Regions from separate parts of the Mus musculus genome. Here region 2 is linked to region 1. The links are chromatin loops, found by intact Hi-C in ENCODE. Cell type or tissue: gastrocnemius. All regions are shown on one strand. Links, peaks and the distances in the headings refer to the core of each region. The heading gives the core; the rest is flanking DNA.

What was found. Hi-C counts contacts between places; a loop is a spot of excess contacts. Peaks named below come from ENCODE experiments on the same cell type or tissue, not always from the same donor. Only the 100,000 strongest peaks of a DNase experiment are listed, where the experiment ranks them.
Region 2: a loop joins it to region 1, with 2.5 times the contacts of the local background. A loop is called at or near these places in 5 of 42 quality-filtered maps.

Annotation. Positions count from the first base shown.
Region 1 is chr8:70,849,767-70,865,002 of GRCm38, reverse strand. Kcnn1 (potassium intermediate/small conductance calcium-activated channel, subfamily N, member 1) reads left to right here and starts at 7,995. Exons shown (of 10, transcript NM_032397.3): 1 at 7,995-8,071; 2 at 9,526-10,002; 3 at 10,281-10,376; 4 at 11,931-12,349; 5 at 14,262-14,403. The coding sequence starts at 9,607. In gastrocnemius, for the core only: no CTCF peak of the experiment used is centred there; a DNase peak (open chromatin) is centred at 7,979; H3K4me3 peaks cover 1,017 bases; H3K27ac peaks cover 1,174 bases.
Region 2 is chr8:70,791,805-70,807,040 of GRCm38, reverse strand. Mir7240 (microRNA 7240) reads right to left here and starts at 8,906; the gene lies at 8,849-8,906. It overlaps Mast3 (microtubule associated serine/threonine kinase 3), which reads left to right and starts at 14,608. Exons shown (of 26, transcript NM_199308.2): 1 at 14,608-14,815. The coding sequence starts at 14,727. In gastrocnemius, for the core only: no CTCF peak of the experiment used is centred there; DNase peaks (open chromatin) are centred at 3,039, 6,121, 9,543 and 9,959; H3K4me3 peaks cover 2,652 bases; H3K27ac peaks cover 2,563 bases.

The DNA.
Region 1 (15,236 bases), core at 4,231-12,230:
GGGACAGTCTCCTGTCGTAACCGCAGTGCCACTCTCTTTAGGGTGCAGACGCCTTCCTTGCGCCTTTGTCCTTAGTACAAAGCTTTCGTCCATCCTTTGTAGAGAGAGCGTGTGACACACGAGGCTATGGGAACAATGAGTCGCAAGAAAGGTCAGGTCTCAGCGGTCACCCTGAACACACACTGTATTCGGTCCCCAGCGGCGGGGCAGCCCCACTGAAGTTACTGAAGTTTTGGGGATGCCCTGCAGAAGTCATTAAGGACTTCTGTGCTGGGTCCAAAGGTCCTTCTGAAGTATCTGTGCACAGCCCCCCTTCTCTGGCACCTTTATTTGAGGTGGACTCGCCCTAATTGCAGCTTTCTTCCGGCTCCCTAAGAGTCTTTAGGCTCCTCTTTCTCCTTGGGAAGGAGATGAATGTATCAAGAATGGAGGGAGTCGGTGACCTGAAACCCGGGCGAGGTGGCCAGTAGGGACGCCTGTCGGGGATCACCTTCAGGTTGTGAATGAGAGGTGAGAGTAGTTGGCACACGGCAGAGCTGGTCAAAGAGTCCAGATGCTCCCGAAGCTGGCCCGGTTCTGAGGGACGCTGGGTTTGGTCAGGGGTCACCCAGAGGGTCTGTGAAAGACTATGGGGCTGGGAAAAGTCCAGTTGGTCTCCTCGCTTGCAAGGAGAGACAGGAGAGACGTGCGGGACAGGAATGTGACCTGTCACCAGGCTGTCAAGGTGTTTCATGAGGCAGGGATTGTAGTGAGTCTAAGAATCGCGGGTCGAGGACTCCACTCAGGGCGATATAAGGTTCAGGGTTCCCCACAACGAAGGGAATCCTTTGTCGTCCCTCCCTCGAGCTCTGTTCTGCAGACCCAGAAGTCCTCCTTTCTGTCTTGTTTCTCACCGCCCGCCCGCGGCTCCGCGGTGGGAGGGGCGCTCGCAACCCGCGCCGGTCGCGGGTGCATCCCAGCCCCGCCCGTCCGAGGAATCCCCGGCCACCGCGGGAGCGCGGCGCTGCTCACGAAGTGCTGCGGGGCTGGGGGACTGGCGAGGGGGGACGGCTATTTTTAGAACATATGGAAGAAAAAATACAAAAACAAAAATAACAACAACAAAAATGATGGAAACTCTTAAAGGCCTCCAGACTCCCAGGAGGAAATCCCCCTGTCTCAGACCGTGGCAGAAGGTGGGTGGGTGCTCAGGGGTGGGGCTAGGAGGGAAGGGCTGAGAAGGGGGTTGGGGGGGGGGTCGACACTTAGAGGACAAAGCAGGACAGAGCCAGCAGCCCACAAATTCAGTTTTGGAGAGCCACCTCAGAATGGACTGGAGAAACTGAGTCTTGGGTCTAGCCAAGATCACCACAAGGGTCTCGGACCCTCTCCAGACCCAGGCTCTGCTTTCCCGCTCCTTGAGCACTCCAGACCCCAGGAGGCTCATTGTTCTGGCTGGGTATTTTGACCTTCACGGTCCCGCCACCCCTGCATCCGCCGTTAGGGGCGCAGGGGGGACTCCAGCTGCGTGAGCGGCACCTTCCAGCCAGACACAGGGACAGAGAAGTTTTCTCTTCCTGCCTCTCTGGTCACCCCACCCCTCGCCCCCAAACCAGGACCTTCCAGCCTGGGCCGCGTCATCAGCTGCTGGAGTCTCCCGGCGTCTCTCCCTCTCGACCCTTCCCTGCCCCAGGCTCAGCTTCTCGCTGGAGTGCATTTCCCTGTGGGAGGCGACAGCTGCTGCACCTGACTGGGTTGAAGGACAAGGATCCCTGGTCTTTGTCGCAGCCTCAGTTTCCCCGTCTGAAAACTGCGCGCGTAAAGCCAGCGGACACCAAGGATCGCCCCAGCCCTTGGCGTGTCCTCGGTCACTGTCCTCGGCCTCGGCGGGGAGCGCGCTGGGTGCCGCCGCGGAGGGGACACCTGACCGTCCCCAGCGGGCCGCGCGGGTGGGGGGTCCGCGCTGCAGCGGCGCGCGCACCTCTGTTCCCACGCCCTTGCCCGTCTGCTTACTCACTTGGTTTTGCTCTCGGGCCGGGACGCAGGGACTCCAGCAGCTGCGGCTGGAGACTACTGGTGAGTTAACAGGCAGAAGGGGGTGGTGATGAGGTGGGGGTGTCTCTTTGCCGGGTTTCACTAAGTCTACCGATGTTTGGGAGACCTGCGGGAACCGCGGGATGTCCCTTCATCTTCCCCAGACAATCCGGAGCAGAGACTCTGCCCCAGAACGAACCCTGAGTCCCTGGGCGAAAGGGGCTCAGTTTCAGGTGAGGTTGGGGACCTGGGGACTGCCAGTCACTCAGAGTGGCAGTCCTCCTCCTCCTCCTCGCTATTCCCCATGGCTCCTTCCTTAAGGCATTGGTCCTCATGTTTGGCGGGGATTCCCTCCAGAGATGGCCGGCAGGAGCTTCGAGCTGACCTGCTAGACCCTCAGGCTTTTCCTCTGGCTTTCTCAGTCAGCCACCCCCTGCGGTGGGTAACTGGGGGGGTCCAGAGAAGGCTAGTACTCACCCAAGGTCACCCAGCAAGGCAGGGGCAGAGTAGTCCAGAACCCCACAACCCCTGGGTGGGGTCCTGTCTGGGTTTTTTGCATCATCCCTGAGCATGGGGTGTGAAGCCCCTCAATCTGGTGCCCAGAAACTAGGGGGAGGTTAAGTTAGGATCCCCGGGACTCATTTCAGGGCCATGATCTAGCTGGCTGGCCGAGCCCAGTCCCAGATCCTGTGGATCACCTAGTAGGCAGGTGTCTGGAGGAGGCCAACAGAGTGACCTTGGCAGCCCCTGCCCTCCCCAGCCACTGTCAGCTCTCCTGGGCCACCACCCCACCACTACCCGTAACCACTGCCCCTTGCCCAGGTCCTGTGAAAAGAGAAGAGTCACGTTTAAGTTCACAACGGAAAGCAAGGAAGAAAACCAGGAGGTGGAGGGGAAGTGGTGTGTGGAACAGCAGCCTCAAATTCTGGACTCACAGCTGTGGGTCTCACAGTCGCCAAAGCCACTAATCTTAAAGAACCCTGAGGTCCGCAGACCTTCAGCCTGGTCGGGGCACACACCCTTTAGTCCCAGCAATCACAAAACAAGCCAGAGCCACGCTTGATCTCTGAGTTCAAGGCGAGCCTGGTTTACAGCAAGAGTTCCAGGACAGCCAGTGCTACACAGAGACCCTGTCTCAGAAACCAAAAGCAAACCAAAACAAGAGAAGGAACCCTGTGGGCCTTTCCGATCTGGTTCCCATGTCTGATCCTTACAGGTGTGGAGAAGAGCCAAGGGCAGGGCCATCCCACGTCTGAGGGCAACTTCAAGACACGGAAGAGCAGCGGCCTCAGGTTGGTGGTTTCCAGAGCCCCTTGGACCCCAGGGTGAGTCACCTGCCCCGGTACCCCCTGGTGTGGGGTAGGAGAATTGATGATTGCCAGGCCTGAGCTGGGGGTGGAGGGCAGCCTGGGCCTGATACTTTGGTCCTAACTCGGCGGGAGGACTGCTGTGTAAGCAAGGGGACCTAAGTGTGGATCTGCACGCAGCATTCACACTGGAAAGCAGGCAGGGTGTGGCCAGGCCTGTGCCTGGAACCTCAGCACTGTACAGAGTGGAGGCAGGAGCATGGCAGGGTTGATGGCTGCCAGCCCATCTCCAAGTGAGTGAGAAACCCTGTGTCAAGGGTATAAATCCAAGAGTGATCCACAGACACCTGATACCCTCTGGACTGCTCAGGGACACCACACACACACACACACACACACACACACACACACACACACACACACACACACACACACAGAGAGAGAGAGAGAGAGACAGAGAGACAGAGAGACAGAGAGAGACAGAGAGAGACAGAGAGAGACAGAGAGACAGAGAGACAGAGAGACAGAGAAACAGAGGGAGAGAGACACGAATGTATGCACACAGAGTGAAAGAGAGTGACAGACAAAGAAAAACACACACACACAGAGGAGAAACTTAAGTACAGAGAGAGACAAAGATAAAGAGACACAGACACACATAGACACATACAGGATAACAAATAAATAAACAATAAATAAAGCCAGCAGCCCACGTCTGTCGCCCTGCCAGCCTGATCTCCCAGTGCTGGGCAGTTGTACACAGAAGGCTTACCTAATGCCTTGACTCTGTAGTGAGTTCCTGTCCCTTTAAACAAAATACACACAGACTTGAAGTCAATTAAAAAAAAATTTTTTTTTTTTTTTTGTTTTGTTTTTCAAGACAGGGTTTCTCTGCATAGCCCTGGCTGTCCTGGAACTCACTTTGTAGACCAGGCTGGCCTCGAACTCAGAAATCCACCTGCCTCTGCCTCTGCCTCCTGAGTGCTGGGATTAAAGGCATGAGCCACCATGCCCAGCACGAAATTATTTTTAATTAATTTTAATTCTTTGGGGGAGTGGGCAGTTCTCAAGACAGGGTTTCTCTGTATAGTCCAGGCTGTCATGGAACTTGCTCTGAAGACCAGGCTGGCCCCAAACTCACAAAGATCCACCTGTCTCTGCCTCCTGAGTGCTCAAATTAAAGGCATCAACACTGCCTCGTCCTAATTTTGATTTTTTTTAAAAAAAAGTATATGTCTGCGAAGGCCTCTCACTTGAGTGCAGGTGGAGATGCAGGAGGCAGCGAGCCTCTGATGTAGGTGCTGGGCCTGGGCCTCTGCCAGATCAGCGGCTGCTCCTGTGAGGTATCTTGCTAGCCATAAATTTTTTTTTAAAAAGTAAGGATGTATCGTGTGTGTGTGTGTGTGTGTGTGTGTGTGTGTGTGTGATATGCATGTATGTCTGTGTATCAGGTGCAGTGCTGCTGACCTTGGGAGCCAGAGGAGGGTGTTGGATCCTCTGGAATCAGAGTTATAGAAGTGGGTATCAGCCCTCTCAAATATTTTAAAAGGTCTTGGAACACTAGCCTGGCCCACACCAAACCCTGGCTTCCATTCCCAGCACTGGGAAAACTAGGCATGTGGGAGAAGGAACTAGGAAGATCTGAAGCTCAATGCTAGCCTTGGCTATGTAGTGATTTTGAGAATAGCCAGAGCTACATGAGACCCCCATCTTGAAACAAGAAAACAAGGGAAAATAAAAAATAAAAAAACTAAAACCTGTAACAACAACAGCAGAACCTCCTAAAGCTTAAGGGAAAGGGCCTGGAAAAGACACCATAAGAGCAAAAGCAGTGGCTGGAGACATGCCCAGCTATGTCCTCTCGAAGAGGTTGGAGACATGCTCAGTGTCACACAGCCTGGTTGGTGGAGTTGAAGGCAGGCCCAAAAGATTCTGACCCACCCCTCAGTTTCCAGTCCTGGCTGAAGTCTAATGTCAGCTGTGAGCTGTCCATGGGGTCAGTATTAGTCAATCAACAAACACTGCATAGCTAGCGGCTATGCAGGAGGCCTTGGGCTGGGCACTGTGTACATAGCAGGGACTAAGACTTTGTCTTAAAACAAAAAACATCTGAATAAGGTCAGAATGTGAAGTTTTGGGACAAATGGAGGTCCTGATGGTTGCAGAGATGAGGGGACTGGGTCTTCTAAAACCTCCTTAGGTGGCTGAAGGAGACACCTTGTGTATTATTGGGGACCACTTTCCTGGAGAGGACTGGGACCAGTGCTCTCCCACGTCAAGTCTGACTTGTGTGGGCTTCTGTTATCCCTAAGTACAAGCTCTGCATACAGGACAGGCTCAGGGCACACTGATGGGTAAATCTGAGATCTCTGAGCCCCAGATAAGCCAGAATTAGTTCCCTAAGATGTGTGCCCCCACTTCTTTTGTGACTTCCTTCTCTGCTCCTGCCTCGGGGCCTCTGCACACTCAGCTGTGACAAACTCTTTCCCAATTTTCTGTTCATTTTACAACAGGGCTGTAGCCCAAGTTGGCTTCCTATCTGTATAGGGAATGCTGGCCTTTATTTTATGATCTTCAGGGCTCCACACCCCCCCACCCCCCTACCCCCACCATTGCTGGGATGGCAGGCATGCACTGCATGGGCCTGGCTGATTTCAGAGCTTGGTGGGTGTGGTGGAGGTAAGAGAGTGTGTGTGACCTAGTCACCTCTGCTTCAGCACCCCCCCCCCCGTCTTTACAGGCCTAAAAGGGTTCCCTGGTGTCCTTCACCCACGGCCCAGAGACGGTGGCTCAGCCCTCAGGCCCTAAGGAAGGGCCTCATGTTCAGCAGTCTCCAAAGGACAATTTTTGCAAAGCTGTTTCCTGTCACAGGAGTGTAACTGTGTCCTAAGTGTATCCGTGGCTCCTCTGCCCCTTCCCGCCCACCATGGCCCCTGGAGCCCATGCCTAGGATGAAGGTGTGGCCAGTTTGCACTCAAGCCCAGAACCACCCTGCCCATTACCACCACCAGCTTCATCTATCTCCAGGGCTGAGGTGCCCAGAGGCCTCCAGGCCACCCCAACTGGTTGCTAGGATACCTCCTCCTCCAGGGGCTCCTTAAAGGCAGGGTGGGCCCCAAGAGGGAAGGGGTAAGTCTTAGAGGCAGTGACTGCTGAGCCTGTGAACTCCTTGATTGTGGTCACAGGCACCATGGGGGTGCATGTTGAGACAGGCGCCTGGAGGAGAGCTAGATGGACAGTGAGCACCCCAATTTTGATGACAAACGGGGGCATGCCCCCAATCCCTGGGGGCTGTGAGAGGCTGAGGTGTGTCTCAGGAGACTGAGTGCTTTGCCAGTGTTTATGACGCCCTGGCTTCTGTTGTTAGCACGGAACAAATGGGGCTTGGTGGCCCAGGCCTATCCTGTCAGGTAGGACCTGAGAGGTAGAGGCAAGATGGCCAGTTCCAGGCCATCCTCAGCTCTATAGTAAGTCTGAGCCTCACAGATATGAAACCCTTTCTAAAACAAAAAGCAAAACAATTCCTGGGTAGGGGGTAGGCAGGGAAGGCCCACAGCCACAGGCTGAGGTGGCCACATGCAGAAGGTTTAGGGGCTGGAGGCAGAACCTGGTGCTCTTGGCCTGTCCCTCTGTGGTGTCTCCTGGAACCTGCTTACATCTATCACCCCAGGCTGGTTCCATCTGGCTCCACCTATGTGGATAGTGCAGATGTGGTCCCCAACACCTGGACTGTCACTCTGTTGGTGGCTCTGCTGGGGCTCAGTGCTGTCACTGCTCCCAGGCCACTTGCTGGCCACACATCTGCCCCTCAGTCCTTCCTGAGGCCCTCTAAACTGCAAAGACATTGGGCCAGGAAGAAGCAGGAGCTGGGTGGCTGGGGTGGGGGTGGGGAGGGGATTAGGGAGGGGATACACACACTCATCGCTCGGCTGCAGGCAAACCTCAGCTCCCCAGCTTGTCAGTAATCACGTGACTGAAGGGGCGGAGACTAGACTCCTTGGTCTCTGGGATGTCTTAGAAGACACCTGAAACTCCAGCACCTTAGGAAGTAGGCTGAGAGGAGGATTTCAGTGAGTAAATTCAAGATCAGCTTTGGCTACAGAGCTATCAAAACAAACAAACAAAACCCAAGACCACAAAAAATGTTGCATGAGCTGGAAAGGGGGGCCCAAAACTGTCCCAGCGCTCAGGAGGTGAAGGGAGAAGGAACAGAACTTCAAGGCCACTCAAGGCTAACCTGGACTCCCTGGTAAGTTCTAGCGCAGCCTGTACTTCACAGTGAGTTTGACGCCAGACTAGGTTATGTGAGACCTTGATTCAAAACAAAAACTTTCATGAGTGAGCTCTGTAAGTTTGGCTTGAATGATGGGGGCAGAGCAGGTTCGGGGGTCTCCCCAGCCCTGATGATTGCAGCTGCCTGGAGCTCTTTCTGCCCGCAAGGCTAATAGGGTTTAAGATCGGGGTCCCTGAGGTGAGCGGGCTTGTCTGTCCCCAGAGATGAGGTCCAGGTGTGCAGGATCACCTGCAATAGCCAGCTGCCTGTGCACAGATGCCCATCACCGGGGTTCTTATTCTTGCCCAGTGCCCAGGAGGGAGCTTTAAGCATGGGCGGAGCCTGCGGGGTCATGGGGGTGGGGCCTGGTGCACTCAGCCAATCCAAGGCGCCGCTCATACGGGGCGGCGCTGCTCCCCCTCCCTGGCCGGTCTCGGCGGGGACGCGCTGGCACGAGGGTCCAGGTCCCCGCCCGCAGGTATTGGCGAGAGGAAGCGGGGGTGAGGGGGCTGGGGGGGCAGTAATAGCGGGTCCCTGGGCTATGCGACTAGGGACGACGCTGGGGATGGTGTTGCCACGCGGTCAGGGGTCAGGGACACAGAAGAGAGGGTGCGCGTGTCCCCCGGTGAGGGAAGATTGCGAGTGGGAGACGCTGAGTCCATAAAGTCCATGCACAAGGATGGATGTGATACGGCCAGTGACATGAGCACTCTTCGGCCACCCTAAACTGAGGTCAAGGTGCTCAGTGACAGCACCTGGGCTGCCAGACTGGCCTTGTAAGCTCCCTGGTAGCCGGTGTGCAAAGGGCAAGCAGAGCCGGGCACCCTGAGGAGTCAGTGAGCCTGGTGAGAAGAGCTCTGGCACCCTTCCTCAACTCCATTTCCCCACCAGCTGCTGGGGAGGCCACCTGACACAGGTCTAGTGTCTTGGGAGTTTCTGTCATGAGCCGTTATCACTGTGGTTCCTACAAGAGTTGTGGGAGGTGGGTGCCTCCTTGAGACTCACAGCAAGGGACACCTATTGATCCGATTTTATTTTATTTTGAGACAGGTTCTCAGGTAGCCCTAGTTGGCCTCAAAGGCCAGGCTAGCCTTGCTGTTTAGCACCTCTTGATAGGTATGTATCACCAGTCCTAGCATGGCGACTTACACCTGCCATCCCAGCACCTGGGGTTTGCCACAGTGCCAACCTGCACTATAGATTGAGAGCCTGTCTCTAAAGTAAATAAATAAAATTACAGAAGACAAGAGAAAACGGACTGAGCTGGTACCCCAGGCTCCATGACAGAAAGCAGCTCTGTCCTCAGCTCACAGCCACTCGGGCAGAGCCAGCCTGGTTCCCTGTCAAGGTCCTGCCCTCAGCCACCGCCAGGCTGTGTCCCTTAGTCTGTGTCTGACTCGGTGCTGGCAGAGGATCCAGGGGCCACCCAACCTCCCTCAGCTTTGCTCTTCTTTTTAAAACCAGAAGAGGTATCCCCCTTGTGCCTGGGGCAACAGACAGTCCTTTTAACTGGAGGCTCAAAACACAGCCAGCCCAGGACTGGTCACTGAGCCCTGCCTGCTCTGCATCTGTCCTGTGCCAGCCAGCCTGCCCAGGAAGAGGCTGTCTCAGGGAACAACATGGCAGCACCTAGGCTTGGCATATGTGTCAGACAGCTGAGTCACAGCCCCATATTGCCTCTTCACCTGTGTGTCTTGCAGGCACCCAGGCCACCTTGTCACCTGCTGTTGGTAGCTTGAGGGGCAGGGGGTGCTCATGGGCCAGGATGATTGCAGGGCATGCTGGTGTCTGGGAGGTTAGGCGCTGGGGAACTGAAGCAGACTTTGAGCAGGGGTCGGTAGACACTGACTTTCCAGATGATCCTGGACTCTCCTGAGCCTTGGAATGTTCTGGAATGGCCAAGGTGATGTTCAACCTTTGCTGTCTCCACAGGTCCATTCAGAAGCTCTGCTGCGGAACCATGCTGGGCCCCAAAGGGCCTGCTGCACGCCCAGCCCACGGAGGCAGGTGGCCATGAGTAGCCACAGCCACAATGGCAGCGTGGGGCAGCCTCTGGGCAGCGGGCCTGGATTCCTGGGCTGGGAGCCTGTGGACCCTGAGGCAGGCCGCCCCCTGCAGCCCACCCAAGGCCCAGGCCTGCAGATGGTGGCCAAGGGTCAGCCTGTCAGGCTGTCACCCGGTGGTTCCAGGGGCCACCCCCAGGAGCAGGAGGAGGAAGAGGAAGAGGAGGAGGAGGAGGAGGACAAGACAGGCTCAGGGAAGCCCCCAACAGTCAGCCACCGCCTGGGACACCGCAGGGCCCTCTTTGAAAAGCGTAAACGGCTCAGTGACTATGCGCTCATCTTTGGCATGTTTGGGATTGTCGTCATGGTGACAGAAACAGAGCTGTCCTGGGGTGTATACACCAAGGTAGGCATCTGCTCAGCCTGGGGATGGCATCTCAGTTGGGGACCCATGAGCAAGGGTGAGGGACGCAGGAGAGGGAATGTAGATGGATGCTGCTTGCAGAAGTCACTAGGATCCGTGAGCTGGGGGACACTGAGATGTTTCTGGGAGCCAGAGGAGCTGAGACATGGAGTGGGGGAAGCCACAGATACAGATCCCATCTGGGTGGCAATTGTCCCCACTCAGCTGGCGCCTGGGCATCAATGAGGAATCCTCAGCATCCCCTCCCTCTCTGTGTGCAGGAGTCACTCTGCTCTTTTGCTCTGAAATGCCTCATCAGCCTGTCCACTGTCATCTTGCTTGGCCTTGTCATCCTGTACCACGCCCGAGAGATCCAGGTTGGTACTTACTGCATTGGAGGCATGACCCAACGCTGGCCCAGGGCCTCTGGGGTAATAATGTCCCACTCTTTTTTTTTTAATATAGATTTATTTATTTATTATATGTGAGTACACTGTAGCTGTCTTCAGACAGTCCAGAAGAGGACATCCCATTACAGATGGTTGTGAGCCACCGTGTGGTTGCTGGGAATTGAACTCAGGACCTCTGGAAGAGCAGTCAGTGCTCTTAACCGCTGAGCCATCTCTCCAGCCCCATAATGTCCCACTCTTGACCCTCCCAATATCCCCACTTTGTCTGTTTTCTGTTTTTGAGACAGGGTCTCAAATAGCGCAGGCTAGAAACTACTGATCTTCTTGTCACCATCTCCCAGTGCTAGGATGACAGCATGGGCCCAGTGGGCCCAGCTAAAAACAGTTCTTCCTTCTAGCCACCCCTTTGATGCTGAGGAGGCAGGAACCCTTTGATTTCCACCCACAGCATTCTGACCCAAGACAGAGGGATGGAGGCTGAGGGAGGCCACAAAGCCACAAGTGTAGCTCTGCATTGCTGAGAAGGTTCCAGAATGGGGAAGTTGCTAAGATGAACAGATTCTGGGTTGCAGGGCTGAGGGAGTTAGACTGAGAGCTGGCAGTGACAAGGTCACTGTGTGGCACTTGGGCCACGGAGAAGGAGGTGTCACCTGCAGTATGGGGCAGGTCCCTTCCTGATGGCACGGAGGCTGCTGAGGCTGGCCATCACCACCACATCCCAAGACAGTGTCAGACTGTATGTCTCCAGCAGGGCTAGGTGGACATTAAACTAAAGGACTTCTCTGCAGTTCGGGTGATCAGACCCAGGGCAGTGAGGCAAGCGCTTTCCCAAGAGTCCAGCCCCGCGCCACCTTTTTTTCTTTGTGTGTGTGTGTGTGTGTGTGTGTGTGTGTGTGTGTGTGCATGAGTAGACATCATTTCTTTGTGTGTGTGTGTGCATGAGTGGAGGTCATTTCTTTGGGATCCGGGACTTGAACTGAGGTCCTCTGGCTTGCTGGTGAAGCGAGCACCTTTGCTTGGCTATGAGTTCTAGCTGCAGCTGGGGAAGCAAGTGTCCTACATGGCACATACCCCATCATTCTAGTACTTTGGAGGCCGAGGCAGGAGGATTCCTGATAGTTCAGTGCCAATCTGAGCTTTATTATAAGAGCCTGTCTCAAAAAGACAAGACAAAAACAGCAAACAAAACCAAACCAGCCAAATGGGGTGTTTTACACCTGTCATCAAATATTTGTCAGACTGACGCATAAGAATCAGGACTTTAGGGTCATTCTTGAGTAACTCGAAGTTCAGGGCCAGCCTGGGCTAAATGAGACCCTCTCTCAAAAGTACACAAACAAAAATAATCTTTGTCCAAAATCCTGACCTGGGGGGCGGTGCTGAGGCCCATGCCAGCTTTCCCACCAAGAGGTAGCCCCATCAAAATCCTGACCTGGGGGGCGGTGCTGAGGCCCATGCCGGCTTTCCCACCAAGAGGTAGCCCCATCCTCAGGGACCCACTCAGTCACCTCCTTCCTGCAGCTGTTCTTGGTGGACAATGGTGCCGACGACTGGCGTATCGCCATGACGTGGGAGCGCGTGTCCCTGATCTCGCTGGAGTTGGTCGTGTGTGCCATCCACCCGGTGCCCGGCCACTATCGCTTCACGTGGACGGCACGACTGGCCTTCTCTCTGGTGCCGTCGGCAGCCGAGGCAGACCTGGATGTGCTGCTGTCCATCCCCATGTTCCTGCGCCTCTACCTGCTGGCTCGGGTCATGCTCCTGCACAGCCGCATCTTCACCGATGCATCCAGCCGCAGCATCGGGGCCCTTAACCGCGTCACCTTCAACACACGCTTCGTCACCAAGACGCTCATGACCATCTGCCCCGGCACTGTGTTGTTGGTCTTCAGCGTCTCCTCCTGGATCGTTGCTGCGTGGACAGTGCGCGTGTGTGAGAGGTGACCGACTGCGGACCACCCCCGTCCTGTCCTTGAACCCAAGCCCCAGGTCCTTACCTCAGTCCATTCACCTCCAGACAGTCCTCCTGTCCTCCTCCTGACCTTGCAGGAGCCTGCACAGGGGACCTCAGGATCTCTGGCTGGGGACTATGTCCATCTCTGCCTGTGTCCTCAGCCTCCACTGTCCCCGGGGAGACCCATGGCTCAGTCCCTGACCTCCAGGCATCCCATGCTGGCCTCTGACTTCAGCCCAGCAGAAGGGGCCACAGGCTCAGAGCTGCCCCCATCCCCATCCCTCCACTGATACCCCCACTTTCTAATTTCTGGGGAGCTGGGGTAGAACTCAGGGCTCAGAGCCACCAGGTCCAGCTGAAGTTTAATGTTAACTTTCCCTCCCTGTCTCTGGCCTTCCAGACCCTAGGGGGAACACGTGAGTCCTACAGTCAGCTGAGCTGCCTCCAACCCCCACCCCCACCCCTGCACCCCTCCTATGACTCAACCACCCAGCTACCCCTGTGGTCCCACCAGCCAAGAATTTACGATCAGCTGTGAGGGAGGGGAGCTGGCAGCCAGGGTGGGCCTGACTGGCAGGAAGGAACACCCAGAGTCCAGGGTCTTTGTCAGCTCTGGACACCAGAAGTCTCAGCGCACTCACAGGCCTGGCTGGGGGTGGAGGGAGGGAGGAGTTGTTGCAATGCCCCTTGAAGTCCCTGAGAAGGAGACTTGGGGATTGAAGGACTTGCCAGGGGCCGTAGACCTGACTGAGAAGAAACAGGTGTAGCTGGGCCTCGTCACACAGGAGCGCCTTGTGCAGAGGTCTATCTGCTCTGTGCAGGAACAGCCTTGGTGGGAGACCCAGGACTCCCCACTTTGTCCTTCTAGGGTTCAGGCTGGCTCTCAGGGATCTGGTGTGCCTACAGTTCCTGTAGCCCCACCCTACTGATAAGAGCGGGAACCTTAGGACCCTCCCTGCACCCCTGCTCTGAGCTGGGGAGCACGCAGCCTGTCTTAATACCAGACTCTGCTGTTTGCAATCTTGCCTTGCTCCCCATAGCCCTGTCCCCACCCACATGTCCCCATCCTGGCACCTGGGTCACCCTGTAGCTGCAGTCTGGCATGGGACAATGCCTGTCATCTCAGCACTAGGGAGATGGAAGCAGGAGGTTATCCTTAAGTACATAGTAAACTTGAGGCCAGCATGGGCTACATGATGTCCAGTCTCAAAAAAAAAAAAAAATTCAACACTAACGCAGTACCATGGCTGGCAAGCTTGGGATTGTGGGCAAGTTCCCTGCCTCCCATCACCCCCAAGCCTGAACAGCCCCTGCCTCTGTCAGGTGCTCGGTTTCCACAGCTCTAGTAGGTGAGGTCTCAAGCTGTCTTGCCTGCAGAGGTCCAAATCCAGCTCTACCATCCAGTGTCCTCTCCTTTCCACAACCGAGGCCTCAGGCTGGGGGCAGCATGTGCCTCTGTACCCTGACTCCCACCTTCCTCAGTACCCCTCCCCTCCTTACACTACAGCCTCCTCTGGCCTTCTGTCTCCCCCAGTCCTCTTTCCTCAGGCCTCACTGGCTGTGCTGCGGGAAGTTCTTCCTAGTGTCTACCCTACATGCTTGTCTTCCATGTGGCTGTGCCTTTGGGTCATCCTTGGTCATGCCGTGGGGGTTAGGGAGGGCAGACATGGTGGGTTGCAGCATGGGTGTCAAGGAAAGGAGAGGCTGGAAGGACCATGGGGGGGGGAGGGCATGGGATCCCCATCCCAACATTCACCACTCAGCCCCAACTCTAGTCCCTGAGCAACCAGGGAAACTCACCCCAAAGTCCTGTCCCCATCCCTAGGAATGTGATGAATGAAGATTGTGAGGACAGCATGGAATGACGAGCCTTGTCTGTCCCCCCTCCCCAAAACCAGGTACCACGATAAGCAGGAAGTGACCAGCAACTTCCTGGGAGCCATGTGGCTCATCTCCATCACCTTCTTGTCCATTGGCTATGGAGACATGGTGCCGCATACCTACTGTGGGAAGGGTGTGTGTCTGCTCACTGGCATCATGGTGAGTGTAGAGCCCCTGTCTTGCACCCCAAGTCTGGCTCAAGGGTTGGAAGGGTTTGTCTAGGGAATTCTGGGGATACCACAGCTTTGCCTAGAGGTTTCAGTTAACCCCATATATGATTTCAGGGAGCCCGGGTGGCTCATCAACACCTCTAACGTTTGTCTGTAGTGACTCTAGAAGCCAGGAGGAAGGATCCATGGCTCTCATCTTGGTGGGTGTGGTCCACGTGGGACATCAGATTCCTTTCCTCCTGATTTAAGCAACAGTTTCCTTGTCTTTGTTTGAGACCGGAGTCTCACTATGTAGCCCTGGCTGCCCTTGAAATCATAGAGATCTGCACACCTCAGCCTCCTGAGTGCTGGGATTAAAGGCAAGCACCAACACCAGCATAGGCATAGCAGCAGCACAGCACAGCAGTAGCACAGGCTAGGCAGCAGTAGCACAGGCTAGGCAGTGGCAGCACAGGCTAGCAAGCAGTTTTCTAAGCTACTGTATACCATTCTTGCTGAGGCACAATATTCTTGCAAAAACAGGATCATCGGCCATCATGGTAGCATATGTCTGTCATTCCAATGTTTGGGAAGCTGAGGCAGGTAGATGGCCACTTCCAGGCCAGTTTGGACTACAGTAAGAGATGCTATCTCAAAACAAAATTAAACTAAAAGTAAGAAGTTCTCAGCCACACAAAGCTTAACTGGCTCTTGGCAGGCCCAGCTCATGTGACCCTGTCTCCCTAAAGGGCTTCATGGACTCTTGGCTAATTCACCTGGCCGTGTTCCACCCGAGAAAGGAGGAAAAACAAGGATGGGCCTTGGCCCACTCTCCCAGAACAC
Region 2 (15,236 bases), core at 2,819-10,818, 57 kb after region 1:
CTGCATGTGAAGGAGGCCGGGCTGGGTGAATGGCAGCCAGGCAGCTATAGTCGGTGCTTGGTGGCAGCAAGACCATGGCCTCAAGCTTCTTCAAGTGCCAGGCTGGGGGGCCTGCCTAGCTAGGAAGGACCTAGGGAGCCATGGAGGGTGTGTGAGGTGGGGAGGAGATCCCAAGCACACTGGGGTGCTGAGTTTCCCCTTATTGAGGTCACATTGTGGGGCACTCACACGTGTCTTCCTCCCCCACCCACAGGCTCCTTTGAAAGCTCAGTATAGATAGCTAAGTGCCCAGAGTGCCCCACTTTCAGGAACATTACACACATGGGGGCGGGGAGCAGGAAGGAATAGGTCACAAGGGCCCCGGAAACCATAGCAGAAGAAACCACTGAATGTCCCTATGGTCTCGGCTTCTGCTGCTGGTGGCCCAGTCAAGGGAGTGACCTTCCCTTTCTGTGCCCAAGAGACTCTGAAGCCCTGAAACAGCATTCAGAGAGGGTGTTGAAGACTGAATAGGAGTTTTCAAGGAACAAACTTTGTTCATTAACAAGCATACGGGCACCAGTTATCAATAAGAACAATTTAAAAGATTTTATTCTTATTTAATGTGTGTGGTGGCTGCCTGCATGTATGTCTGTGCACTACACGTGTGCATGGTGGCTGCCAGAAGAGGTGCTAGATCCACTGGAACAGAGGATTGTGAGCTGCCATGGGGGCACTGGGACCTGCCGATGCTCTAACTGCTGACCAACTCCCATAAAAACATTTAGAAAATCAGCTATACTGTTCAAAGGCATTTATGTCTTTATATTTGGGTTGTTAACACAGGGTCTGATGTACCTCAGGTGGACCTTGATCCTGCTGCCTGACCACGGCAGGAGAATTGCTCATAAGAGGTCAGGAGCTCTGGTTCTTGGAGCTGTCAGGCCCCAGCCAGCACACGAGAGCAAAGGCTGCATGCAGTTTGAGTTTTTTGCACATGGGTTTTCAGCCAGACTCCAGCCTGCCTGCCCCACAGAATTACTCACTTTTTTGACATCTGTTTGGCCGGCAGGCGCTTTGGGAAACCAACTGGCACTTCCTCTACCTTGAAAACACACAGATACCATATGGCCCTGGGAAGTCCACTCGCAGGTAAACATCCAAGACGCAAAACATATTCCAAAAAAGACATTCCATGTTCTGCAACTATCATTGCATCTACCCCAGGGTAGCTACAAAACGAAGTGGCCAATGGCCACCGGTGGGTAAGCCAGTGGGAACTCCTACTCAGCCTTTTTAGGAAAGCACACCTGACAACCCAACAAGGTGGGTGGAGTTTGAAAAGATGTGAAATGGTCAAGGAGAGAAGAGTGTGTCAGGCTGGAGATGGGGCACAAGAGAGCCTGCTGGTAAGGATGGGGCTCTTTGGGGTGTGTATCTTAGGGTTAAGTGGTGGTGACGAATGTACTAAAACCCCTTATTTGTTTTGAGACAATCTCATGTAGCTCAGGCTTGCTTACTATTCTCTATGTAGCCAAGGATGACCTAAGGAGATCTCTGCCACCTCTTCTCATTCTGGGATGAAGGGTAAATGCCAGCATGGCCAGCTCCACACAGCTGATTAATTGATTGATTGATTGATTGATTGATTGATTGATTGATTGATTTTCAAGACAGGGTTTCTCTGTGTAGCCCTGGCTGTCCTGGAGCTCACTCTGTAGACCAGGCTGCCCTTGAACTCAGAAATCCGCCTGCCTCTGCCTCCCAAGTGCTGGGATTAAAGGCGTGCGCCACCACCGCCCGGCAATAAAATACTTTTAAAATCCAACTTTTTCTTAAAGATGGAGTCGGGGAATTTCTTCAGTTTTGTATCGAGGTGAGCGCGGCGGCGTCTTGCTGTGTGACCTCAGCTAGCTCAAAACCTCTCGGCCCCTCCGAAGGCAGCTTTGCGAAACGCTCCGGGCCGGAGGGGCGAGGCCTGCCGGGCGTCAGCTGATCAACAGGACCAATGGTGCCAGGGGGCGGGCCCGAGGGAGTGGGGCGGGCCGGTGGGCCGAGCCCGGCCCGGGAACACACAGCGATGGACGAGCCGAGCCTCCTGCGGCGCCGTGGGCTCCAGGTGAGGTGGGGTGCGGGTAGGAGGGGGGACAGAGCCTTCCAGGTCGGGAAACTAAGGCAGGGAGTGAGGAAGGCGGGAAGCGTCAGATTGCGCCCTCTGCTCACTTGCTGTCCAGAACGGTTTGCGTACGAGGTGATCTCTGTTAGATGGGGAAAACTGGAAACTGAGGCTGGGCTCTGGCTTGAGGAGAAGGAACTCGAGGGTTCCTGCACCACACCAGCCGGAGGGCGTGGAGCTTCAGTATGTGCAGCCACTGAGGTGAACACAACCCAGCCTCCTGCCAGGGTCGCCTCTAGCAGCTAGTCTCCTGCCTTCGGTTCCTTCCAAAGATGAGCAAACCGAGGCTCTCGCCTAAGGAAGCCTCAACAGAGACTGCCCGGTTGAGATTCCATCTCTGCAGGAACACAGATCTGTGTGACCACGAAAGATCTGCAGGGTGTGTGATAGTGGTGGCTTCTTCGAGCCTCAGTTTCTCGATTTGGCGTTGCGCCTCCGGGAAGTAAGAAAGTGGGTATAGAGAGATCAAAATGCAAGTCCAGGGCACTCCCGGGTTGTGGGACTCTTGAGGCGACACCTCTGGCTTCTCTGGATCTCAGTTTCCCCATCTATAGCATCTGCAAAACTCATAGCGGTTTGCCTGCTTCGTTCTGAGACTGGGACCGCACACCTAAACGACCAACAGCTTTGCCGTGGGGATCTTCGTAGCTACCGTCTGCCCTGCTTCTACAGTGTGCAGAACCTCAAGTGGCTTAGAGTTGACCGCGCAGAGTGGCACCGGCCGCGGGAGGCAGGCGCAGGGCAGAGGAATTTGGGGAAGTGAAGATTAAGTAAAGCTGTTTGGACAGGGGCAGTGGGGCGGGTCCCCCCGGGCGGGTCCCCCCTCCCCGAAGAAGCCGCGGAGCGGAGACCCTGGCGGGAAGGCGGGAGTGGGGGCGGGGCTGGTGCGCGGCGGGTGTCGCCGGGGGCCCCAGTTAGATGCGAGCCCGCCCTCGGCCTCTTAAAATAGAGACACCGCCTCCGGGTGAGTGAATGGGGGCGCGGCTGACGTCAACAAGCGGGACCTGTTCCACATGGGTGGTAAATATTTTCAGATGACAGGTCCCACGTTACACACAGGGAAACTGAGTCCCGCAGAAGTATAGCGGTTCTCAGGGTCAGGCGGCCATAGGTTGGCTGCAGGGAGGACCTGAGGAGCGGGCTCAGCAAGTGCAAAGGCCCGGAGGCCATGGCTGGGTGTTGTATTTAAGGGGAACTAAAGCCTGTAGCCAGAGGTGGGAGCTCATGCCTACAATCCCAGCACTTGGGCGGCAGAGGCAGGAGGGTCCAGGAGTTCAAAGTCAGTATAGGCTCATCTTGAAAAATCCAAACAACAAAACCATCCAGAAAAAAACAAATTCACAGTTGGAGCTGGGTGGGAAAGACAATGGTGAGCTTTTGAAAAAGCTAAATTTGGGGGGGGGGGCTGTCGAGAAGGGTAAAGGCATTTGCAACCAAGTCTTACAACCTGAATTAATCTCCAGAATCAACATGGTGAGAGAGTTGATTTCCACAATTTGTCCTCTGAGATGCAAACATGAGCTGAGGCACGTGGGCACACCCATATAGTAAATACACACACAAGTAAATGAAAAAGAAAAATAAGCTGGGTGGTGGTGGCACATGCTTTTAGTCGCAGCACTCAGAGGCAGAGGCAAGTAGATCTCTTGAGTTCGAGGCCAGCCTGATCTACAGAGTGAATTCCAGGACATTCTTGTCTATATAGAGAAACCCTGTCTCCTCGGGGGGCGGGGGGGAGAAAAGAAAACAGAAAAAAAAATTTAAAGCTAAATTTCGATGCCAAGGTAATCGGTAATCCAGAGCAGTGGTAGGTGCTGGGGCAGGGAAAGCTCTAGTAACAGGAGACAAGAGGGCTTAGACGACACTGGAATAAAGGCCAGAGTAGAATAAATAAACATAAGAAAACAAGCTGGGCGGTGGCAGAAGTTCATGCACTTTTCTGTCCTTAAAAGTTCGCCCAAGGGCTGGAAAGATGGCTCAGTGGTTAGGAGCACTGACTGCTCTTCTTAACATCCTGAGTTCAAATTCCAGCAACCACATGGTGGCTCACAACTATCAGTAATGAGATCTGACACCCTCTTCTGGAGTGTCTGAACACAGCTACAGTGTACTTACATATAATAAATAAAAATAAAATCTTAAAAAAAAAAGTTTGCCCAAGCCAAGCTATGCTTTTTGAGCAATCTTTGACTGGCTTAACAGGTTAAAGCCTCAGCCAATCAAAGGCCAGGCTACCTGTGACAGCCAATAGGAGTGCTTGGAGGCTGATGCTGGAAGTCTAGGCTCCACTCCTAAATGATGGAGGCAGCACTTCTGGTAGCCAAGGTTGGCCTCGAACTTCTAATCGTCTTGTCGCCTCCTGAGCAACATCAGGCCAGGCTAATGGCTCAAGGGATGGGGCCCCAGGCTGTGTGTGCCCGGCAGCTGCTACCAACTTGAGATCAGGCTCATGGTGTAGGCCAGGCTCGCCCACTTCAGCCTCTAGGGTAGTTAGAAGGCAGACGATGCTCTCCCATGCTGCAGAATGGTTCATTTGGGAATGAGTTCCCCCTCCCCCACACGTAGGTATATTTAGCCACCTCCTCCAGGAAACCCTGGAGTTGGAGTTTTGTTAATGGTGATGGTGCACACCTATCATCACAGGAGTTGGGCAACTGAGGCAGGAGGATTGCTTCAAGTTCTGAGGTCTGTTGGGGCTGCAGAGTGAGATTGTGTTTAAAAAACAAAAGCCAAGTCCCCATTAGGCAGATAACCTCTGAGACTGGACTTTGGGTTCCAGTGGACCCCAGGCCCTGACTCACAATATAGTCACTGTTGGAACCACCCAGTCTTATCAGTTTTAAAATGGCAGCAGCCTACCCCAGCCTGGCATGCCACCATGGACAGCTGCTGCCTCTTGACCTCAGAAGCCCCTGGCTCCTGTGCCTGGAGCCACAAGTCCCTCTGGGGTGAGGCTCCACCATAGTGTCCAGTTCCTCCTGGACACTATGAGATCTCTAGGCTGGTGATGAGTCCCACGGGACAGCATCACAATCCATGAAGAATCCCTCAACACAACATTTTTAAGGCAGCCGTAGTTGGCTTAGTGGGCTGAGTGCTTATGGCTCAATAGAATGCTTGTAGTTCAGTGCTTGCCTAGCATGCATGGAGCCCTTGGGCTCCATCCCCAGCATCGCATAAGCCTCCATCAATCTAGCACTCAGAAAGTAGAGACAGGAAGGATCAGGAGTTCAAGGCTACCCTGGGCAGAGGGAGGGAGGGAGGGAGGGAGGGAGGGAGGGAGGGAGGGAGGGAGGGAGGGAGGGAGGAAGGAAGGGAAGGGAAGAGACAGAGACACAGACTGTCTCAACAACCACAACAAAATAGCAGTCCCGGAGGGCCATCTCCTGTGATCCCAGCACTCTGCAGGCTGAGACAGGAGGATGTGAGTTCCAGGCCACCAGTCTGCATTGCAGAGAGAAGCCCTAAGAAAAATAAATAACAGCCAGTGGCTGGGCGTCTGTGTGGGAGTTGCCACAGGAGCAGCTGTAGAGGAGGCTGCGGAAGCAGATGGCACGGGGACGTCGCGGGCCCACTTCCGGGGAACTTTCCGGGCCTGGCACCCCAACACCCCCCCCCCCCCGCTGGTCCTTTTGTATCTTGGGAACGCGTTTAAATCGTCCTCACTGACGATGTGCCGGCACTGGGCCCTATGGAACCTGCTGTTTTCTAACTCAGTTAACTCAAAGCACAGAGAGGTTAGGCCAATTGGCAGACTCCACACAGCAGGACCACCAGATCCCAAGAAAAGGCCAGGATGGTGGGATCCCAGTCTGAACCCTAGAGTTCATATTCTGTTTCTTTCTGGCTTGGTAGTGGGGGGGGGGAGCTGGTGAAAAAACACCCCGGGTTCCCCGCGCCCCACCCCCGACTGGCCAAGAGGAACCCCTAGGGTATCAGAGCACAGCAGGGGTCCATCTCTCCCCCTTTGCCAGCCAAGTGGTCCAGTGCCTGGCAGTTTCGCCCTCCCCCTCCAATTGGCTGTGGGGACGGATGACGCCACTGGTTGCCATGACAAACACCCGCCTGGGGATGTGGGTAGTCTGGAACCCACCATTGTAAAAATAGTCTGTGTCCCCAAAGTGGCTGCCCCAATGAGTGTGTCTGTTGAGCTGGGGCGTCTAGAGAGTCCATTTCCCAATTCCTCTCTGTCTCTATGCCTCAGTCTCCGAGCCTGTACAGTAGATGCTGAGTAATGAGACACAACATGGTCGTTTCTGTTTAATTTGTTGCTGGGCTGAACAGTAGCTGGAAGTAATGTGCCCTGGTCATGTGCACAGCTTTCCTGATGTTAAGTCTACTTCCAACAAGGCTTTCTTAAAATTAAGGGGGGAAAAAAATCTCCCTGATGGTGGTGGTGCAAGCCTGTCATCAGCAGCTGAGAAGCCAAGGCAGGAGAATCACTATGAGTTGCGGGTACCTAGAGAGAGCCTGTCTCTCATGTTAGGGAATGGCCCAGCCAGGCAAGCCACCTGCCAGGAAGCTGGTGCCTGTCTTTCCCTGGGATCCACACTGCAAGAGATGCAAGTTGTCACATGTGCCATGACACGAGTGTGTGTGCACACAAGCACACAGACATAACCACATGATCAGAAGGGACTCTGGGGGCAATGGGGCCCAAGGCCAGGCTTCCTTCTCCTTATATACAGGACAGGCAGCCAGAGTTGGTACAGATCAATTTTTTTGAGTTCTCAAAGGATAAATCTAAGTGTCTCTACCCTGGACCAGAACCAACAACTTCATAGGCTCTGAGGATCTGGAGAACTAAATTGGGTTGTTGAGGTGACAAGTGTGTCCACTAGTCCTAGCACAAAATTTACGTGTTTGTTGTAAATTATTATTACTTGAAACAAGTCTCCCTCCGTAGCCCAGGCTAAAATGAAAATGTTCCTGCCTCCACCTGCCATCGCTGAGAGGCCAGGTTTGAGCCACTGAACCCGTCTTCATGTCTTCTTTTCCTTCCATTACTTTATTACATTATTCATTAATCTTGTGTGTGAGCACACACCCTCAACCACTTGCAGGAGAAGGAACCCTCCTCCCATCGTGTGGGTCCTGGGGATCGAACTCAGGTGGTCAGGTTTAGCAGCAAGCCCCCTTTCACACTTAGCCCCAATTATGTATTCATACCCCCTCCCCACCAGCAGGGTGAGGCAGCTTGAGAGCCTGGTGGGAATACTGCAGGTCAGAGTAAGGACTAAGCCACTGAACATCACAGAAGGCTGAAGTTACCAGGAGGACCCTGAGGCAGTGTGTAAGCAGGGAACAGGTCTTGACTGGGTCTTGGGAAGCTGATGTTGGGGTGCAGAGGGTGGGGCACTTCCTAGGTTGACCCCACACTTTTTGTCTCATTTCAGAAGGAGCTGAGTCTTCCACGACGGGGGCGCGGGTGAGTAATTGATTCAATGATTAATACAGCATTGCCTTCTCTCCTTCCATTTGTGCATCCATTGAGGCAGGAGATGTCATCCCAGAACCCCCTGGAGATTCTCTGTCTCTGCCTTGCAAGGCTGGTGTTACAGGTGGGCTGCTGTCATGACCCTGAACTCCTTATCATTAGCAACAATCGCTTTAACCACTGAGCCTTTCCCCAGAATCTCCTTCCTTGCCCTCACCCCCCAAAGAACACTTCTCAGGGCTGGAGAGATGGCTCAGCAGTTAAAAGCACTGGCTGCTCTTCCAGAGGTCCTGAGTTCAATTCCCAGCAACCACATGGTGGCTCACAACCATCTGTAATGGGTTCCGATGCTCTCTTCTGGTGTGTCTGAAGACAGTCTTCAGACACATATAAATAAATAAATCTAAAAACAAATAAACAAATAAACAAAACAAAACCCAACAACTTCCCACCTTGGGGTCCAGCCAAAACATAGTTGCCTGTGATTCCAGCAGCACCCAGGGAGCTGAGGTCGATTGACAGTTCCAAGCCAGCCTGCACTACATAAGATCCTGCCAAAAAACAAAACAAAACAAAACAAAACAAAACACAAACCAATATTTGGGGCCGTGACTCCAGTGTAGATGGCTTGTTCAAAGATTCGAAGGCCATAGGCTCCAGAGGTGGCTCAGTGGCTAAAGGCAATTTGCTGCCATGCTCCGGATGCATTGGCGGCCCCAAAAGTTGTCTTCAGACCTCCAGGTGTGTGCAGGGACAGACCTATACTAAATGAATAAGTGTAGAAAGAATTGATTCTCAGCACTGGGGGGAGGGTGCGATTATGAAATATTAACTTCTAACCCAAGTACATTGGAATGGGCTTGCATGACAAGAGACTCGCTTCCTTTTGGCGCCGGCCAACAGAATCTGTGATGCTGCCATCATCTGGGGAGCTCTGGAGCTCAAAGAACATTTTGTTCGGTGCGTCCCGGGTTTACAGATGGATAAACAAAGACTGGGGGAGGGGTTCACCTCCTGTTCGCTCCAGAGAGCAAACAACCTTGGACGCCCCATCTTTGAAAGTCGCGCATGTCTCAGTCGGAGGCTTACAAGTTTTTGAGCACCTGCCCGTTGGAGAAACAGGGGAAAGAGATGTTTCAACCCCTCTGGCGCCCCGGTTCTTAATGGGGGGACACAAAACGTGAAAAGTGTGTGCTCAGGCAAAATTAAATGGAATGAGACAGGCGCCCGGGTCATTTGGAGGAGGTGAGGTTTGGTGTTGGAGAGGACCAACGGCGGGCAGGGCAGGAGGAGTCCGACGGCGGTCCTCTCCAACACGGTCAATGTGTGGACAGTTCCAGACAGGGGGCCCAGGAGTGGAACCTGCTTTGGCAGTGAAGGCGGGGCTGGGCGAGGTAGAGGAAGAAACGCAGGTTCTGAGAACAGGGTCTCAGTCGCCCCAAAATCATGTGTACTACGGCTGGGGCAGGGCTGGACCTTGTCCTTAGTGCGTTGTGAGGGGCCGGGGACGGGAGGAGCGCAGTGCACCGACCTCGAGGGCAAAGTCGGGGCCAGAGTCCTCCAGGAGCTGCTAGCTCTGCCACCCGTGCTGTACGTGACTCGACCCCGGGCTTTCAGGGACCAGATCTGTAGGGGCGCGACGATGGGAGGGGACACGACAATGAGATCTCGGGTGGGAGATCCCAGGCCACAGAACCCAGGCCTTCTTCCCTCCCGGCCCGTGGCTGGGCGGCTGAATGTTCCGGAAACTGGTCAAAGAGGGTCAGACAGCAGCCCCCCAGGATTGCCCGCAGGTCTCTCTTTTCCGAGCGCGCACGCTCTCCAGAGCTGGGCGCTCAGCCCCGCCCCACCGCGCGAGGCTCCGCCTCTGTCCCTGCCCTCCACCACAGTTCTTAAGCGGTACCGCCCACAGACAGGCCCAAGAGCCAGAGTCCACACACACACACACACACACACACACACTCAGAGGCCCCGCCCACCACCTCACCCCCGCGCGACTGGGGTCCTGCAAGTTGCTTCCAAACGCCCAGCCCATAGTACACTTTTGAGGCCCAACCCCACCAGCCGCATCGGGCTCTGTTGTACTAGGCCCCGCCCTCTTCAGAGTCTCCTCTCTCCCAAGCCTCCCATAGCTCCGCCTCTCATTCTATAACTCGGTCTACACACCAGAATCCACGCCCACGTTCTTACTCAGGACCTCTCCAGAAGCTCAGCTCCTCACCTATAGCTCCCCTTGTAACTCCGCCCACACCTCATAGCCCCACCCGAACCTTGTAGTCCCGCCCCATCATCCTTTAGTTCAGCCCCGCATCTTTGTAGTACTGCCTATAGTCCTGCCCCTCGGTCCACCGTCTGTCCCGCTCCTGGACACGCCCCGTAACCCGTAGCCCCGCCCTGAGTCCCCGCCCCCGCCAGCCGCTGGTGCGCGCGTCCCTCTGTCCATAGTCCCAGCGCGTCTGCTCGCGCCCGGTGCCACCGGGCGTCGGTTCCCGCGGCGCCGCCATGAAGTCCCGCAGGGAGAAATTACTGATCCCCGCGCTGACGCTCGAGTGAGTACCGAGGCCCGAGCACCGCGGTACGACCCCTGGGAATCCGCGGGGGTCACGCCGGGTCGCCGCGGGGTCACCGCTCGCCTCTGTCTTGCAGTCTGTCGCCCAGCAGCCAGAGCCCATGCCTGTTGAGCCCCGGCAGCCCGTGCAGCCCGTGCAGCCCATCGCTGGGCCTGCAACCCTGGAGGTGAGTGGCGCCGCCCAGCACGCGCACCCTCCACCCGGGCCTTTCACACCCCCTCGCTGCCCCAGGCCTCAGTGTCACCCCCTTCTTGGCTTCACATCCCGCGGGAACACCCAGCCTCAGGCTAGAGCTGGACAGGTGTCCCAGGCCAGGTCAGAACTTGAGTCCAAGGACTTCTTGAGACAGGTGCTGGATTCCCAGGGCCCTGTTGGGTAGTGACCAGAAACTCCCTGTGGTCACACACAAACCCAACAGGCTGCACCAGACTGAAAATAGCCATTTCTGCTCTGATCATATTTCCTACTAAGGGAACTGAGGCTCAGAGACAGACCTGTTATGACCCCCTAAATCTGGAGGCCAGCTTGGCCACCACACCCCACTTAGAGTCAGCACCACCCTCTGTGACTCTGGGGCAGGTATCAGGGACTTGCCCATGTGAAAGTCAAGTCTTGACTTACCTGGGAGCCATTTACACCTTAGTATAAATGAGCTGCTTAGCACATTCCATAGATTTTGTAATGGGGAAGACAATATACTATGGAGTCCACACTGAATTTCTATTGGGTTACCTTCATTCCCTCAGCAAACGCCTACTAGGCACCTAACCAGTGTGCCAAGTAGAAAGTCCATAGTTGTGAACAAGTATGGCAGACATCTCCCTCCGAGGGTTCTCGTTTGGCTGGAGGAGGTGGCCAGCGAGCAAACAAGTGACAGTGTTCAAATGCTAACCCCTTGGGGAAGTGGATTGGAGCCATGGACAGAGCTAGGTGAAGGTAGCACTGGAGAGCTAGCACTGAGTGCAAAGGTCCTGAGGTAGCCTTTTGAGGGGAAGAAGGTCTTGTGGTGATTAGGACATCTGGAGGAAAGCTGGTCTGTCTGGAATGGGTTGCCCAGTGGGAGGTAGGCACTGCTGTTGCCACATTTCCTCAGGAGTGGGTGGAGGAGATCCAGGGCATCCTAGGAGACAGTGTGAGGTCAGATACATCTCTAAGTTCTTGGTTCCAACCCAGGGGAGGGCAGGTGAGAGGAAAGGGAGGGACCCTAAATTGGGGTTGCATGTGACTAAACAGCTTATACCTAGAAGAAATGGAGGCACTGCTGGGGACTGGAGCCCAGCCTACCAGGCAGCCACAGTTACCACCAGAGGGTGGCAGAGCCACTTTGCCTGTAGCCCCAGAGCCTTGAGCCTCTCACATTTACTGCCCTGTGCTGGAACAGAGTGAATGGGATTTGTCTGGCAACCATTTATACACCTCAGTATGGAAGAGCCCCTGTACTGTTGGAAAAAAGGTCCTCGAGTGTCCCATAATCCTTATGATGCCCAACCTTGTGCGACCCACCTGCCTCTCCCCATCTGTCCCCTGACATATCACTCTAAGGTGCATCCTCCGGAGTGCAAGCAGATCCCAGTGTTGGTGGAAGGAACACACCCTGCTGAGTGAGGACACCTTTCTGCGCCATTGTTGAGAGTTTATTTCCTTTACAACCTTGAGAGTCCCTAAAAGGCTTGGCCTGAATCTCTCTGCTCACACTGTATGCTCTGGGCAGGGCCCAGTATGCAGCAGATGTTTATTTGATGCTCTGACATTGATGAATAGAAAGCATGTAGAGGCCGGGATGGTGACAACGCCTTTAATCCCAGCACTTGGAAGGCAGAGGCAGGCAGATTTCTAAGTTCGAGGCCAGCCTGGTTTACAAAGTGAGTTCCAGGACAGCCAGGGCTACACAGAGAAACCCTGTCTCCTAAAAAAACAAACAACCAAAAAAACCAAAAAAAGAAGAAAGAAAGAAAGAAAGAAAGAAAGAAAGAAAGAAAGAAAGAAAGAAAGAAAGAAAGAAAGAAGGAAAGAAAGGAGAAAAGAAAAGAAAGCAGGTAGAGGGGCTCTGTTGGCCTTTAGGGTCAAAGGCCATCTTGACTTGACCCTACAGGCCACAGACTGCCCAGGGCCTTGGAGGCCAGGCTCAGAGGGAATGTACCTGGGGTGTGCAGGGTATGGGGGCTGGGGACAGTGGTCCAGCTATTTGGAATGTGGGAAGAGGTAACAGGATGGGTTGGCCAGATTAAGACATACCCAAGGCTTTGCCATTTAAGCAGTAGCAGAGAGATAAAGCAAAGTCCCCAGAGCAAGTCACAGGTGATGTTATGGCCTCTGCCCCAAGAGGGTTTCATCTAGAACCCCTCGGCAGAGGACCTGTGAGCAGGGACCCCTGTATGCTCAGCCTTGCCAGGCAGGCACTCTGGATAGTTGCATAGCCCAGTTCTTCAGAGTGGGAAACAGGCCAGGTGGGCTGCTAAGGCATTAGTCTGTGGCTGGGGATAAGGAAACAGCTGTGTATCAGGTGTGTCGTGGAGGTGTGTTCCCAGGCACAACAGTGGTGGGTGGCTCTTCCTGGAGGTGTATGAAGCCCAGGGCTCCATCACCATTTGTGTCCACAGTCAGGAGGCTTTGAGCTCAGTGCTCAGACCTGACACAAGGTGATCATGATCCTCTTGGTCACATGTGGCCACTTCAGGGCCTGTCCTTGTGACTCAGAACTTGGGCTCTAGCCACTCCCTTTCTCCAGGTCTTTCCATGATGTAGTCTTCAGCTTTTGTCCCCTCATGCCACCAGCTCCTCACTAGAGGCTTAACCCTCTATCCCAGCTTCTCAAAGGTCTTTCTTTGCTTTCCAGGACAGACATGGAGGCGCTCTAACACCATCCATGGCTCCCTGTTGCATTTTCAGTGAGCTCCAATCCTTATTGCAGCTGTGTGGTTAGCTCAGCGAGCACCCTCCTCCCCATCTGTGACACTCTTTCCCCATGCCCACTGATTCTCTTCTTTCTCATGGTCAAAATTATTATGTTGCCTGTCTGCTTGCCTTCTTTGCTATTTCTTGAGAAAGAAATATCGTCCAGGCTGGCCTTAAGTTCCTACCTGTACCCCTCAAGTCCTGTGACAACAGGTGTGTGTTACCACCTCCAAAAGTGTGGTGAGGGCTGGGATGGAGCCCTCCATGCCAGGCAAGCATTCTGCCAGCACAGCTATATCCCTCTTTCTTTGAAGTTACTCTTTGACATTCTTCATCTGTCTCCTTATCTGAGATCAAGGACTACCTTGAAGTCACCCCTAGATGTCCCAGAGGCAGGTAAACTGTAAGTGTTCAATAAATGTTTATCAAGTGAATAAATGACTGGATATGGGTTTGTGCTGCAGCCAGCAGCATGGGAAACGCCTGACGTGGCAAAGAGCCTGGAGGAGACGTGGCAGAGTCTCAGAGTGACTTGACAAGGATGAGTTGGGGAAAACCTGGGTGCATGTGCCTCAGTTTCCCCAGCTATCTTCTTGCACCAAATATAGGATCTGAGCTTCAAATCCGAGCAAGGCTCTGATCCGGTGTCTAAAAGTCCAGGGAGTCGGGTGCTGTCAGAATGACCACTGGCTACCTAGGACCTGGGGGAAAAGGACATATTCCTTTGGTTTGTAGTATATATGACTTATCGCCTTTGGTAATGGCTTTCGTGGCCATGCACACTGCGTTCATCGCAGACATCATACAGATGGGAAGGAAAGGGGAAGAGCCAGGCAGGGCTAACACCTCCAAGTCAGAGGGCAGACCCGTCACAGCCTGCACTACTAGCACCGCCAAAGCTCTACTCCGCCGTCCAGGCCCTAGCAACGCCCCACCTGCTTGTTGTGGCCCTAGCGACGCCCCGCCCTCACCGCGCAGTGCCCTAGCAACGGCCAGGTAGCCCCGCCCCCCCAATGCTCAGAACCATAGCAAAGCCCTGCCTGGGCTGCTGAGGTCCATAGCAACGCCTCGCTCTCCTGTCAGGGTGCCTCTCCTGGTGCTTAGAGCTCTAGCAACAACCTGCCTGTGTTGCTGAGGTCCATAGCAACGCCCCGCCCTTGCTACCTAGAGCCCTAGCAACGGCCAGGTAACCCCGCCCCCTATGCTCAGAACCCTAGCAAACCCCTGCCTGTGCTGCTAGGGGGCCTAGCAACGCTCACGTTAGTCCCAGAGCCCTAGCAACGTCCACTACGCCGCGCCGATCTGCTCGGGGCCCTAGCAACGCCCCGCGCTGTCCCTCAAGGCCCTGGCAATGCTGGGCACCGACAGGCGGGTTCTAACTGCGCTCCATCCCAGCGCTTCCGGCAGAGCTGTAGCAACAAAAGCTCCTTAGTTGGGGACCCTAGCAACGCCCCGCCTAGCACTGTAGCAACGCCTCGCCCCCCTTCCTCCTCCATCACGACGCCACGCCCCCTCAGGCTCCGCCCCGTGACTGGGCGGGGCTCCCAGCCGGGCTTCCTCCTTGCTACCGCGCGCGCTCCTTGTTGCCCGCGGCCACTGGGCCGCTCTACGGGGCTCAGGCCGAATCCGGCCGATCTGGCCGAGGCCCGGGCAGACGGAGGGCGGCAGCATGTCCGACCCCAGCTACTGGACCGCGGTCGCGGCCCCGGGGCACCGCAGCCGCCTGGCCAAGGGTGCGCTGCTACAGCGTTCCAAAAGGTAGGGACGGCTTGGGGCGCAGGGTCTAGCTGTGGACGCCGGTATTTGAACTTGGGACTCGGGCCTTGCAAAGCGATGAATTTGGGAAGAATGAAGCAGTCTGTTCTGGACACTCAGCGGAAATGTTGGCGCAGATGCAAATACTCATGGCCCAGACTGACGAGTGGGTGGCAGGTCTACAGCCAAGAAGGCATGCTTCTCCTCGGCCCAGGTCCTCCTTTGCAAGGCACAGAGGCCAAGAGAGATGGTGCCTCAACTGTCGACCCAGGTTCTAATTGTAAGATAGCTTTTACCGTGCGGTGTGACTCCAGGTAGTTCTTCAACCTCTCTGTGCTTGTGTTTCTCTGTATTTAGGTTAGCATAGTTGGGAAAAGTCTGAGATGCAAGGACCCTGAGTGCTCGATCCAAAGCTTCGACTGGG